Linked DNA regions of Homo sapiens: region 2 is linked to region 1. The links are chromatin contacts, found by Hi-C or POLR2A ChIA-PET in ENCODE. All regions are on one chromosome and are shown on one strand. The core of a region is the stretch at or near the end of the contact, and the rest is flanking DNA. Distances in the headings are between cores, read along the strand shown. Region 1 overlaps ZBED5-AS1 (ZBED5 antisense RNA 1). Region 2 overlaps LOC107984309 (a long non-coding RNA gene).

Region 1 (6,919 bases), core at 2,178-4,677:
AGGCTGATTCCAGTAGTGCTGAAAGAAGCTGAAGTGGCACTGCCACTGCTGGGAGAAGTGTCTCTAGGTGAAGAAGCATTGCTGGTCCTGTAAGCAACATTAACAAGAACAGAAAAAACAGGAAGCATATTCTCTCCTTCTGCCTCCCAGTCTCTCTCTAGTGACCCCTATTGGCAGAACTGAACAGGAAGCAAGCTTAAAAAGAAGTCTGAGAAACAGTTTGAGGACAACTAGCCCCATCATTACAGGGAAGAAGAGTACAGAAGGTAGATTTAGAGGTGAGGGGCAATAAGTAAATGACTCGCACAGATGGTGTTCATGCTCAATGTTTCTCTTCTGAACAATTTTCAGATTTGGTGTTAAAGCACCTTCTGGCCAGGCGTGGTGGTTTATGCCTGTAATCCCATCACTTCGAGAGGCGGAGTCGGGTGGGGATTGCTTGAGGCCAGGAGTTCAAGACTACCCTAGGCAACATAGTGAGATGCTCGTCTCTATTAAAAAAAAAAAAAAGAAAAAAAAAGGGGACCCAAGGCCATATATCTGTTTCATTCCTAGAAACTCTCCACAGTGTCAGATGAAGACTGCAAATCCAGTGGTCCTACATTCACAGATAATTCCTAGCCTAGTAAAAACAGAGAGAAACAGAAATAAACAACAATATTAGTTTGAGTAGCTGGAGAGGATCACAGGAGTAATAATTCTTTGCCCTCCTCTCAACCCCAGAAATTAAAAGAATAATTGTAGTATTTTCATAAATAAGAAGTAGTTTGCTAGTCACTGACTTATATCATAAACGTTAGACACTATAATTCTCAATGTGCCTCAGTTACCACATCTGAAAAAAAATGATGATAATAATATCTACCTCACACCAATCTCTTCAGAAATCTTACAGGGAGACATTACTGTGGATTACATCAAGTTGGCAGGCTAAGTGTCTGTTAAAGATTAGCATAAACCTGATGTCAAAGCTGGAGGACAATAGACCATGAAAACAAAAGAAGAAATCTCTGGCAAGTCTCAATTACAAATATGAATTTTAAAATTATAAATATGTATTACCTAATTAAATCTAACATTATAATATTTTTAAAAATCAATTCATCATGACCCAGTAGGATTTATTCTAAGAACGTCAGGATGCCTCAACATTGGGAAATGTATAATGTAATTAATTACATAAACTCAGATTGAAGGAGAAAATCATGTGTTCATCTTGGTAAATGCTAAAAACAGCATTGTAAAGATTAAATACTTATTTCTAAATTTAAAAAGAGAAACTCCTTAACGAAGAATTATTAGAAGCCTACCTAAAATATCATGCTTTCATGATGAAACACTGGAAGTATTCTTACTAAAGTCAGGAACAAGACAAGGATACCTGCTGTGTCATCTCCAAGTTTAGACTATAAGTTGTAGACAATGAGATTTGATAAGAAAAGTAATTAAGAGGTACCAACATGAGAAAGGGAAATATTATTTACAGCTGAAATTTTAGAACTAATAAGATATTTAGTAAAGAATGGGCAAATACAAGATCAACACACAAATTTGTGGAAATATACAACCCTCCTAGATTCAATCAGGAAGAAATAGAAACCTGGAACAGACCAATAACAAGCAGTAACAATGAATCAGTAATTTTTAAAAATTGCAACAAAAATAAGTCCAGGACCAGATGGATTCACAATTGAATTCTATCAGACATTCAAAGAAGAATTGGTACCAATCCTACTGAAACTATTCCAAAAGTGGAGAAAAAGGGAATCCTCCCTAAGTCATTCTGTGAAGCCAGTATCATCCAAATACCAAAACCAGGAGACGACTTAACAAAAGAAAACTACAGACCAGTATCCCTGATAGACATAGATGCAAAAATCCTAAAAAACAAAAACAAAAAACTAGCTAACTAAATCCAATCACATATCAAAAGATAATACATCATGATCAAGTGGGTTTCATACCAGAGATGCAGGAATGATTTAATGTATACAAGTCAGTAAATGTGATATACTACAGAAACAGAATTAAAAACAAAAAAGCAGAAAAAGCATTTTAGAAAATCCAGTATCACTTTATGATAAAAACTCTCAACATAGAAGGGACATAACTCAAAGCAATAAAAGCCATAGACGACAAACTCACACTGAACATAATACTGAATGGGGAAAAGTTGAAAGCATTCCCCCGAGAACTGGAACAAGACAAAGATGCCATTTTCACTGCTTCTATTCAACATACTACTGGAAGGCCTGGCTAAAGAAATCAGACAAGAGAAAGAAATAAAGGGCATCCAAATAGAAATACAGGAAATCAAACTGTTGCTGTTCACTGACAGTATGATCATATAACTAGAAAACCCTAAAGACTCATCCAAAAATCTCCTAGATCTGATAAACGAATTCAGTACACTCTTTGGATACAAAATCAATGTACACAAATCAGTAGCACTGCTATACACCAACAACCAAGCTGAGAATCAAATCAAGAACTCAATCCCTGTTACAACAGCTGCAAAATACAATACAATACTCAGGAATATACTTAACCAAGGAGGTGAAAGATCTGTACAAGGAAAACTATAAAACATTGCTGAAGGAAGTCATAGATAACACAAACAAATGGAAACACATGCCATACTCATGAATGAGTAGAATCAATATTGTGAAAATGACCATACTGCCTAAGGCAATTTACAGATTCAATGCAATTCCCACCAAAATGCCATCATCATTCTTCACAAAACTAGAAAAAACAATTCTTAAATTCATATGGCACCAAAAAAGAGCCCATACAGGCAAAGCAATACTAAGCAAAAAGAACAAATCTGGAGGCATCACACTGCCTGACTTCAAATTATACTATGAGACTACAGTTACCAAAACAGCATGTTACTGGTATAAAAATAGGCATGTAGACCAATGGAACAGAACAGAGAATCCAAAAATAAGACCAAATGCTTACAGCCAACTGATCTTTGACAAAGCATACAAAAACACAAACTGGGGAAAGGATACTCTATTCAATAAATGGAGCTGGGGAAACTGGCAAGCCACCTATAGAGAATGAAACTGGATCCTCATCTCTCAGCTTACACAAAAATCAATTCAAGATGGATCAAAGACTTAAATCTAAGATCTGAATAAAAATTCTAGAGGATAACATCAGAAAAACCCTTCTAGACATTGGCTTAGGCAAGGAATTCATGACTAAGAACCCAAAAGCAAATGCAACAAAACAAGAATAAATAAATGGGACCTAATTAAACAAAGAGCTTCTGCATAGCAAAAGAAATAATCAACATAGTAAGCAGACAACTCACAGAGTGGGAGAAAATATTTGCAAACTATGCATCCAACAAAGGACTAATAACCAGAATCTATAAGGAACTCAAACAAAGAAAAAAAAATAAGCCTATTGAAAAATGGGCAAGGAACACGAATAGAAAATTCTCAAAAGAGGATATACAGGCTGGGCGTGGTAGCCTGTAATCCCAGCACTTTTGGAGGCTGAGGTAGGTGAGTCACTTTGAGCTCAGGAGTTCAAGACCAGCCTGGGCAACAAGGTGAAAACCTATCTGTACAAAAATTAGCCAGGTATGGTGGCTCATACGTGTAGTCCCAACTACTCAGGAGGCTGAGGCTAGAGGATCACTTGAGCCCAGAAAGCAGAGGTTGCACTGAGCTGAGATCACACCACTGCACTCCAGCTTGAGTAACAGAGCAAAACCCTGTCTCAAAAAAAAAAAAAAAGGAGGCAATAAACATATGAGAAAATGTTCAACATCACTAATTATCAGGAAAACACAAATTAAAACCACAATGAGATACCACTTTAATCCTGCAAGAATGGGCATAATTTAAAAGTTAAAAATCAATAGATGTTGGTGTGGGTATGGTCAAAAGGGAACACTTTTACACTGCTGGTGGTAATGTAAACTCGTACAACCATTAAGGAAAACAGTATGGAGATTCCTTAAAGAACTAAAAATAGAACTACCATTCAATCCAGCAATCCCACTACTGGGTATCTACCCAAAGGAAAACAAGTCATTATATGAAAAAGACACATGTACACACATTTATAGCAGCACAACTCGCAACTGCAAAAATGTGGAACCAACCTAAGTACCCATCAACCAACCAGTGGATAAAGAAATATGGTGTATATATACACCATGGAATACTACTCAACCATAAAAAAAAAATGAAATAATGTCTTTTGTAGCAACTCAGATGAAGCTGGAGGCCATTATTCTAAGGTAGGTAACTCAGGAATGGAAAACTAAATATCACATGTTCTCACTTATAAGTGGGGAGGAGCTAAGCTAGGAGGATACAAAGGCATAAGAATGAATTAACAGAATTTTGAGACTTGGGGTGGGGGAAGGGTGGGAGGGAGATAAAAGACTACATATTTGTTACAATGTACACTGCTCAGGTGGCAGATGCACCAAATCCCAGAAATCACCACTAAAGAACTTGTCCTGTACTCCAAAAACTATTTAAATGTTTTAAAATTAAAACTTTTAAAAAAAGATCAACACACAAAATTCAGTAACTAGGGACTTTCATCTGCCCATACTGGCAGAGTACCTTGGTTATACTAACCCTCATTTAGATAACAATAATAAAATCTGGAAAAAAAATTAAAATTACTTAAAGGCACTGGAGGCTGGGTGTGGTGGCTCACACCTGTAATCCCAGCACTTTGGGAGTCTGAGGGGGGCAGATCACCTGAGGTCAGGAGTTCAAGATCAACATGGTGAAACACTGTCTCTACTAAAAACACAAAAAATTAGCCGAGCATGGTGATGCATGCCTGTAATCCCAGCTACTCGGGAGACTGAGGCATGAGAATTGCTTGAACCCAGAAGGCAGGGTTACAGTGAGCCAAGATCATGCCACTATACTCCAAACTAGGCGACGGAGCGAGACTTCATCTCAAAAATTAATAATAAAATAAAATAAAGTGCCTGACAGATAAGTAAGTGCTTAATAAGGCAACAAGGGGAATTGCTTACGGCCAGGAGTTGGAGACCAGCCTGGGCAACATAGCAAGACCCTATCACTATGAAAAATAAAAACGTAGCCAGGCCTGGTAGTGTATGCCCATAGTCCTAGCTACTTGGGGGACTGAGGCAGATGGATCCCTTGAGCCCAAGACTTTGAGGCTGCAGCGAACTATGCACTCTAGCCTGGGTGATAAAGATAGACCCTGTCTCAAACCACACACACAAACACAAAACATGACACCTCCAAAGGAACACAATAATTCTCTGATAACAGATCTGAAAGAAAAGGAAATTTATGAAATGCTTGAAAAGAACAGAGAAACTCAGTGAGTTACAAAAGAACACAGGTAAAAAATAGAAATCAAAGAAACAATTTATGATCTGAATGAAAAATTCAACAATGCAATAGATATCATTTAATAAAAAACAAACAGGTGGCCGGGTGCGGTGGCTCACGCCAAAGTAATCCCAGCACTTTGGCAGGCCGAGGCGGACGGATCACGAGGTCAGGAGATCAAGACCACCCTGGCTAACATGGTGAAACCCCGTCTCTACTAAAAAATACAAAAAAATTAGCCAGGTGTGGTGGCGGGCGCCTGTAGTCCCAGCTACTCAGGAGGCTGAGGCAGGAGAATGGCATGAACCCGGGAGACGGAGCTTGCAGTGAGCCGAGATCGCGCCACTGCACTCCAGCCTGGGCGACAGAGCGAGACTCCGTCTCAAAAAAAAAGAAAAAAGAAAAAACAAACAGAAATCCTGGAACTGAAGAATTTGATGAATAAAATAAAAAATACTATAGACAACTTCAACAATAGACTAGATTAGGCGTAAGAAATAATTTCTGGCTGGGCACATTGGCTCATGCCTGTAGTCCTAACACTTTGGGAGACCGAGGTGAGCAGATCACTTGAGGTAAGGAATTCGAGACCAGCTGGGCCAACATGGTGAAACCATGTCTCTACTAAAAATACAAAAATTAGCTGGGCGTGGTGGCACACACCTGTAGTCCCAGCTACTCAGGAGGCTGAGGCAGGAGAATCACTTGAACCCAGGAGGCGGGGGTTGCAGTGAGCTGAGATTGCACCACTGCACTCTAGCCTGGGTGATAAAGTAAGACTCCATCTCAGAAAAAAAGAAAGGAAGGAAGGAAGGAAAGAGAGAAAGAGAGAGAAAGAAAGAAAGAACGAAAGAAAGAGGAAGGGGAGGGGTAAGGGGAAGGGGAAGGGGAGGGAATTTCTGAACTTGAAGACAACTCGGAAAAAAAAAATGAAGAAAGCCTACATAACATATAGAACACCACAAAGTGACCAAATGTTCAAATTCTGGGAGTTTCAGAAGGAAGAGAAACGAGCAAAGGCATAGGAAATCTATTTAACAAAATAATAGCTGACAACTTCCCAAGTCTGGCAAGAGATTTAGACATCCCAGATACAGCTCAGAGATCCTCAAATAGATTCAACCCAAAAAGGTCTTCTTCAAGACATATTATAGTCAAACTATCAAAAGTCAAAGACAAAGAGAATTCTAAAAAGAGCAAGATAAAAGCATCAAGTCATGTATACGGGAATCCCCATCAGACAAACAGCAGATTTCTCAGCAGAAACTTTACAGGCCAGAAGAGAATACAATGGTATGTTTAAAGTGCTGAGAGAAAAACACTACCAGCCAAAAATACTAAACCTAGCAAAGATATCCTTCGAAAATGAAGAGAAATAAAATGCCAGACAAGCAAAAACTGAGGGAATTCATCACCACTAGACTGGTCCTACAAGACAGGCTTAAGTCAGTCCTATATCTGAAAGCAAAAGGACAATATTTGCCAACAAGCAAACCCATGCAAATGTAAAACTGGTACAGTAGATATATAAATAAGAAAGAGAAAGAAGTCAAACATTACTGCTACAG
Region 2 (7,550 bases), core at 2,513-5,012, 51 kb before region 1:
GAGCCCTCGAAGTCGTTCCGTTCCTTTCTTCTGTAAACACCTAATTGCAAGCCCCCGTGGGCCAGGCATGGGGTACCAGAGATCAGTAAAGCGGAGTCTCTGCCCTCGGGACCCCGTGTGGCGAATACAGTGTGGTAAATGAAATCACAAATCGTGGGAAATTGTGAAAGGAATCACGTTCTGTACACACACGCGACAAACAGCTCAACACATTTCACATATATTTCAGTCCTCATCTGTTCAGAAGCTACTATTAAAAGCTACTATTATCCCACCTCACAGAGGAGGAAACCGAGGCTCAGTTGTGTAACTTCTTGCTCAGAGTCACACAGCTAATAGTAATACGGAAGCGGGGATTCTTAAACTGCCTGATTGACTCCAAAATGGACTTTACTGCTTTCTACTGATAAAAGGTACCATGGATGCTAAACTCTGTTAGGGGGTGAGACCCCAGTGGTTTCTGAGGGATGAATAGGAGTTCCTTCTGTAGCCAAAGAACTCTAGGTCAAGGGATGGTGTGTGCAATCTCCTTTGATTTGCTGTAATTTTTTTCTTTTAATGAACTTTTTTTAAATCTGAAATAATTTCTGATGAAGTAGTTTAGATAATGTTCAATTCAAAATTTTTCTGAGGATCCCAACATGAATGGGTTTTAAAAAAATATATCAAATATCGGCTGGGCGTAGTGGCTCACGCCTGTATACAAGCGCTTTGGGAGGCCGAGGCGGGTGGATCACTTGAGGCCAGGAGGTCAAGACCAGCCTGGTCAACATGGTGAAACCCAGTCTTTACTAAAAATACAAAAATTAGCCAGGCGTGGTGGCGCATGCCTGTAATCCTATCTACTCGGGAGGCTGAGGCAGGAGAATCGCCTGAACCCAAGAGGCAGAGATTGTGGTGAGCCGAGATGGCGCCACTGTACTCCAGCCTGGGCGACAGAGTGAGAAAAATATAGAGAGAGATCAAATATCAAATTAATACTTAACAGTAATACTAAAGTCAACTTTAAAAGGGGGGAAAAGAATCACCCACAATGCCACCATCCTACCCTGGCCTTTTTTTTTTTCCTTAAAGACAGGGTCTTGCCCTGTCACCCAGGCTGGAATACAGTGGCCCAGCCCAGTCAGAGCTCACTGCAGCCTCTACCTCCTGGGCTCAAGCATGTGCCACCACACCTAGCCTTTTTTTTTTTTTTTTTTTGGTTGGTTGGTTTGTGTGTTTTAAACAGGGTCTCCCTATATTGCCCAGGCTGGTCTCAAACTTCTGGGCTCAAGCAATCCTCTTGCCTTGGCCTTCCAAAGCGCTGGAATTACAGGTATGAGCCACTTTACCTGGCCTACCCTGGCTTTTTAAATCACCATATATTTCCTCCCAGTTCTTGTAAGTAAATGCACAGGCACTTAACCTGGGTGATGTGGAAAGCAGTCCCATTAGTGTGCTCCATCAGTGTGACCAAGTGAATATTAAGAGGGTTCGATGGGATTTACAAATGTTCTCTCAGTAGCTGTTTTTTCATCAGTAAAATTTCTCTATCTGAATCACTATTTCTATGTAGCAAAAACAATTTAATATCTCTATAAAGGTCATTGATTTCTTGCTTACAAAGTAAGCACGTCCTTGTAAGCAAAGTCCTTGCTTACAAAGAAGACACACCCAGTGTATGTGCACCTGCTTAATTTTCATGGAGGAGACTGCATTCTTAACTGGTGCCCAAGGCCCAGGTCTCCTTCCCAAATGAGTCTCTTGCTCCCCAAAGTCTCCACTCATGTCAAACAGCCATGCCTAGTGTTCTTGGAACATATCAACTACGCTCCCATCTTCAGGACTTTGCTCTTATCCTTCTCCTTCCTCCAGGGCCTTTTCTTTCTGCTTGCCTCATATTTTTTTCAGCCCGCATTCATTAGAATCCAAATAAAGTCCCAATTTGTCAGTAAAGTTTTTTAGCATCCCCAGGGATTTTTCCTGCCTCTGAGCCCCTCCAGTTCTTGCTATCAACACCACTCATTGCTTTATGTTGTTGCATCATTTACAGACATGCTCTGTCTTCTAGATTTGAAGATCTTAAAGGCAAGGACCATGTCTGATTTCTCCTCCTCTATCTTCTGCTCATAGCAGACACTTTGCAAGTGTGGTTGATTATAATGATGCTGGTCATAAGTGATACAAAACACTAGAATTTCTAGCCATAAGAAAAGAGCATAGATTCAGAAGTTAAACTGAGCCAGATTCAAATCCTACTGCCTCCATTTACTAATGATGTGACCTTGGGAACCTCTCAGAATTCCTCTGAACCTCAAGTTTCTCATCTATAAAATGGGAACAATGGGTGGGGCATGGTGGCTCTTGCCTGTAATCCCAGCACTTTGGGAGGCTGAGGTGAGCAGATCACATGAGGTCCCGAGTTCTAGACCAGCCTGGCCAACATGGTGAAACCCCGTTTCTACTAAAAATACAAAAAATTAGCAGGGTGTGGTGGTGGGCACCTGTAATCCCAGCTACTCGGGAAGCTGAGGCAGGAGAATGGCTTGAACCCGGGAGGTGGAGCCGAGAGCACACCACTGCATTTCAGCCTGGGTAAGAGTGAGACTCTGTCTCAAATAGATAAATAAATAATAATGGAAACAATGATAGGATTATTGGAAGGCTCTAATGAAGTAATGCTTATTACAGTGTAAAAAGTGCTTAGTATATCATACACACTGAATAGTTGGTACTATTTTTTACTACTATTAATAAAAATGAAAAAAAGATTGACTAGAGTTTGCTAATCATTTTAAAGAGCATTTGTTTAATAAAAGTCTGTCAAACATGATGAAATTATCTGTCAAAGAATTTCACATTAAAGATCAGTGACAAATAAGTAGTTCTGGGGACTTCGCACTTGAGTGAAATTCCATAGCTCTGAGATTTTGCTAGCCAGTGCCAATGTCTGTGACCCTTGCTCAAAGTTACCAAAGTATGCTAATTTTAACAGTCATTACTTTGTTTCCAGAATTTGAAATGACACTCAGAGCTAACTCAGTCTTCTAGAACGCTGGAGCTGGGAGTCACTCTAGGGACAGCCCTTGTTCTGTAAACAAGGGAGCAACAGCCCTGACAGAGCCAACTGGCAGGTAAGTGGCAGAGCTGGAATTTTGAACTTCAATATCCTAACCTCCAGTTCAGAGCTCAGAATCACCACACCTTGCTGAGTGCTTGGAGAAAGAGTAACTGGGGAACTCATGCCCCATAGACCAGGAACACTGGGATTTGATCTCCTCCAAGTGTATTTATTCCCATGAGCTCCACTGAGTGACCATACTTAAAGACTGCAGGAAGAAGGGTGCGACTTGTTTAATAGCTGTTGAATGTAAAACAGTTCTCTTGCTAAAACCTTTGGCCTCCTCCAGTGACTGCTCTCTAAATACTCCATTTTCTGAGAGTGAGAATAGTTAATGCTCAAAGATGCTAAACAACAGCTGCAGTCTGCATCTTCTCTCTAGAGTTGCTGCTCAGCATTGAATCCAGCCTCTAGGCTGGAACTCAAGTAACCTCGCTGCTTTGAAAGGTAGCTCTGGGGAATATTAAAAAGTCACCAAACCTCCTGGGACTCATATGCAGAGACACTTTGTATATGGAAGCAAACAGGATGAAAAAGGCTGCACAGAGCATGCCATGCTTCTGACACATTGTGGGCTCCAATGTATGGTCTCTGACTGCTATGGTTTCATCTGAGAGGAAAGCAAAGAAGAGAAATAAATGTTTGTTGAGTGAATGACTAATTGCCAAAGGTATAATTCAGTAATCAGTCACAGCACCATCAGTCATTTCTGAGCAACTAAATTTTCACAAACAGAATCATCACCCCTCTGGCATACAGGGCAGAGCTTGGCTCCTGTCTCAGCATTCTGGGGGCTTTCTCAGATGACAGATTGTAGGAATTCCTGGCATGTAGAACTCACAATGAAATTTGCCCAGAGAAGCATCTTGCATGAATCAAATTTAACTGTCACATGGTTCCCATGAAGGCACTTGGCAGGGAGAGTCCATCCCTGTGGACTAGAAATATACCTTGATTCATAAGGAAGCCCCATCAAATTCAAGGCCCAGACTAGAGCCAAATAAGGTCCGTTCCATCCCTCATCTTCTATAAACTCAGCCATAACTCTCATCCTGAGAATCTAGCATTGTGACCTCATAACAGCCTTGCCCTTACCTTGTCCCCACACATGTGACCTCTGAGCCGTTCACTCGTGATTCATGACTTACACCCCTTCCAGGACAATACTAAGCACTGACCACCACACCGGCTGACATTGCAGGCTCCAGAACCTATAATATCACCTCCTCTAGACACAGTGATGAGTGCAGTTCCTCCCAAGCTAACTCTCTAGCCTACAGCATTGCATCTATAATTGTATAGAATCAAGGCCAGGAGCGGTGGCTCATGCCTGTAATCCCAGCACTTTGGAAGGCTGAGGCAGGTGGATCATTTGAGGTCAGGGGTTCAAGACCCACCTGGCCAACATGGTGAAACCCTGTCTCTACAAAAAAATAGAAAAAAATGAGCCGGGCGTGGTGACGCACGCCTGTAATCCCAGCTACTTGGGAAGCTGAGACATGAGAATCACTCGAACCCAGGAGGCACAGGCTACAGTGAGCCTAGATGGCGCCACTGCACTCCAGCCTGGGTGACAGAGTGAGACCCTGTCTCAAAAAAAAATGTATAGAATCCCAGACAGACCCATTTGTTGAGCATTCACTGTGTGCCAGGTACGTAGCTAAACATTCTACAGGCATTATCTGATTTCATTCTCCCAATAGCCAAGTGAGGTAGATTTTATTATGCTCATTTTATATGTGAGGAAACAGAAGCTCAGAGATCAAATGACTGGCCCAAGGTCACACAACTAACAAGTGACAGAGCAAAATTAGTACCCAGATGTGGCTGACTCCAAATCTCCAGCTGGTAGCCTCTGCAGTCCACAGCAGCCTTTGTCATGCTGTCTTTCATTGCTAAGGGACAGCTCTGCACACTCATGAACACCAGGCCGCCAGTACTGGAGACAGCTGGAACTGGTCTAGCCAGCTCACTCATCCATCTGTTCATCCTTCTAGCAGATGTTGATACCTACTGTAGGCCAGGGCTGTGGCAGGTGCTGGGGATTTAGAATAAATAGCGCAGAAGTCCTGCCCTTAGCATGAGGATTTTGAAGGCAAGCAAGGACTTATTCTGGAGGCTGCTCCGTCTGTCGCCCGTGTAGGTTCCCTTTTACCAACAGATCATATTTGCAGGGAGCTCTGGGTTGCAGAGCTGGGCTCTTGGGGCCTGGATAATGCAAAGTCCAGAGCACAGGGCCAAGTCACACTGCTGTTGACACCATGCTCGGCATTTATCCCAAGGGAACTTCAAACAGTGGAGTAATCCAAAACTTCTCATTTTCACCTGCCTGGAATTGCTCTTTGGCTATACCTTTGAATGACTCAGTAATAGCAATATTTCTAGAGCCATCATAATTCATATAAAAGTGGTTTGTGTTTCTTCAGTTACCAGCTTAATCTGATATAGAAGGCCTGGAGGGCTATGGAGAAATTCCCAAACACCTCCTAACATTCCTTGAATTTTTTTCCTTCTCATGGGAAATGAATGAGGCAGACAATTGTGACTGACCCTTGTGCTGAAGTCACACCACATCTATGTGCACCCTTCCAGAAGCTCTACTTCTTCAACAGGTGGAACATGAAAGAGGTGCAAGATTTCTGTAATAAATTCTCCTTCTCCAGCAATTATATTCACTTACACTTTAAGTATTCTTATTAAGGATAGCGAAAGCCTGCCTGCTGAGACTGCCCACTCCAACAGGGAAACACTCCAATTTCTTCCCCAGAGAGGTAAAGGAGCTTGAGAGTGCTCACAGAACTTGGCCATGGCTGTGCACGGTGGCTCACGCCTGTAATCCCAACACTTTGGGAGGCCAAGGTGCATGGATCACCTGAAGTCAGAAGTTCAAGACCAGCCTGGCCAACATGATGAAACCCCATCTCTACTAAAAATACAAAATACAAATAGCCGGGCGTGGTGGTACGTGCCTGTACTCCCAGCTACTAGGGAGGCCGAGGCACAAGACTTGCTTGAATCCGGGAGGCAGAGGTTGCAGTGAGCCGAGATTGTGCCACTGCATTCCAGTTGGGCGACAGAGTAAGACCCTATCTCAAAAAAATAAAAATAAAAATAGAACTCGGCCAGAACAAGCTTGGCCAGAACAGGCAACTGACTTCTGTGTTTACCCACTAAGACCAAATAGGCCATCCCAGCTAATCCTAGATTATTCAGACTTCCAAAACAACCCCACCTTTGGTGATGAACTGAAAAACAGTTCATCCACCTTGGGTGACAGAGTGAGATTCCGACTCAAAAAAAAAAAAAAAGAATTAATTGTAGCTGTCCACAAACATGTCCATTATGATATTATTTTTATGTGACAGAAAAGAAGTAGGGGCACGTGTAAGTAAATTGTAGTATATCCACTGGAGAATACCACACAGTCATTAATAATCACATATAATAATATCTAAAAACATGGCAAATTATTCACAATGTATTGTTAGATTTTAAAAAGCTATATAGTATACATTATACTGTCCCAATTTTGCACATAAAAGATGTTTATTTGCATAAATACAAGGAAATCCTGCCATTTACAACAACATGGATGAATCTGGAAGACATTATGCTAAGTGAAATAAGCCAAATGCAGAAAGACAAATACTGCATGATCTCACTTACATGTGGAATCTAAATTAGTTGAACTCATACAAGCAGAGAGTAGAATGGTAGTTACCAAGGCTAGTGGGAGGGGGAAATGGGTAGATGATGATTAAAGTTACTAAGTTTCAGTTATGCAAGATAAATAAGCTCTGGAGATCTAATGTATAGCATGGTGACTATTGTTAGCAATGCTGTTTTGTATACTTGGAATTTGCTGAGATGGTAGATCTTAAAGTATTCTCATCACAAAAAAAAGATAACTACATTAACTAGTTTGATTGTGGTGGTTATTTCATTATACGTATATATAAAAACATGAGGGCTGGGCACAGTGGCTCACGCCTGTAATCCCAGCACTTTGGGAAGCCAAGGTGGGCGGATCACGAGGTCGGGAGATTGAGACCATCCTGGCCAACATGGTGAAACCCTGTCTCTACTAAAAATACAAAACTAGCTGAGTGTGGTGGTGCTTGTCTGTAATCCCAGCTACCTGGGAGGCTGAGGCAGGAGAATCGCTTAAACCAGGGAGTTGGAGGTTGCAGCGAGCCGAGATCGCGCCACCGCACTCCAAGCTGACAACGGAGCAAGACTCCATCTCAAAAAAAGAAAAAAAAAAACAAAACATGAAGCTGTAAACCTTAAATATATACAATTTCTACTTGTCAAACATACTCCAGCAAAGTTGGAAGAAGGAAAAAAAAAGAAGTCCACATACAAAGGAAGCCCTAATTCCAGGGATGGACATTAAGTCAAGCCTGACCGATCACAGCATCACAGTCCCTAACATAGGGATTGCTTAAGG

The links. Hi-C counts contacts between places; a loop is a spot of excess contacts on that map. ChIA-PET counts read pairs that join two places held with the same protein, here RNA polymerase II (POLR2A). Pooled maps may share reads with other maps.
Region 2: a loop to region 1 is called in a map of CD14-positive monocyte, with 3 times the contacts of the local background. The contact joins two enhancer-like sites. A Hi-C loop is called at or near these places in 14 of 168 maps with a recorded cell type or tissue (CD14-positive monocyte, Caco-2, Calu3 and 9 more) and 11 of 50 pooled maps. POLR2A ChIA-PET finds 5 or more read pairs at or near these places in 12 of 52 experiments (A549, AG04450, BJ and 8 more).

The regions. Positions count from the first base shown.
Region 1 is chr11:10,872,084-10,879,002 of GRCh38, reverse strand. ZBED5-AS1 (ZBED5 antisense RNA 1) reads right to left here. Exons shown (of 3, transcript NR_034137.1): 3 at 1-622. Among named protein-coding and RNA genes, the nearest start is that of ZBED5-AS1, 17 kb to the right of the region's middle. Within about 2 kb of position 3,427, at least 2 of the 41 ENCODE cell types and tissues checked have a DNase peak (open chromatin) inside an H3K27ac peak, as active enhancers do; they include PC-3, where a contact is called at or near this core.
Region 2 is chr11:10,923,274-10,930,823 of GRCh38, reverse strand. It overlaps LOC107984309 (a long non-coding RNA gene), which reads left to right. Exons shown (of 3, transcript XR_007062590.1): 1 at 1-413; 2 at 2,993-3,113. Among named protein-coding and RNA genes, the nearest start is that of ZBED5-AS1, 69 kb to the right of the region's middle. Within about 2 kb of position 3,762, at least 7 of the 41 ENCODE cell types and tissues checked have a DNase peak (open chromatin) inside an H3K27ac peak, as active enhancers do; they include PC-3, where a contact is called at or near this core.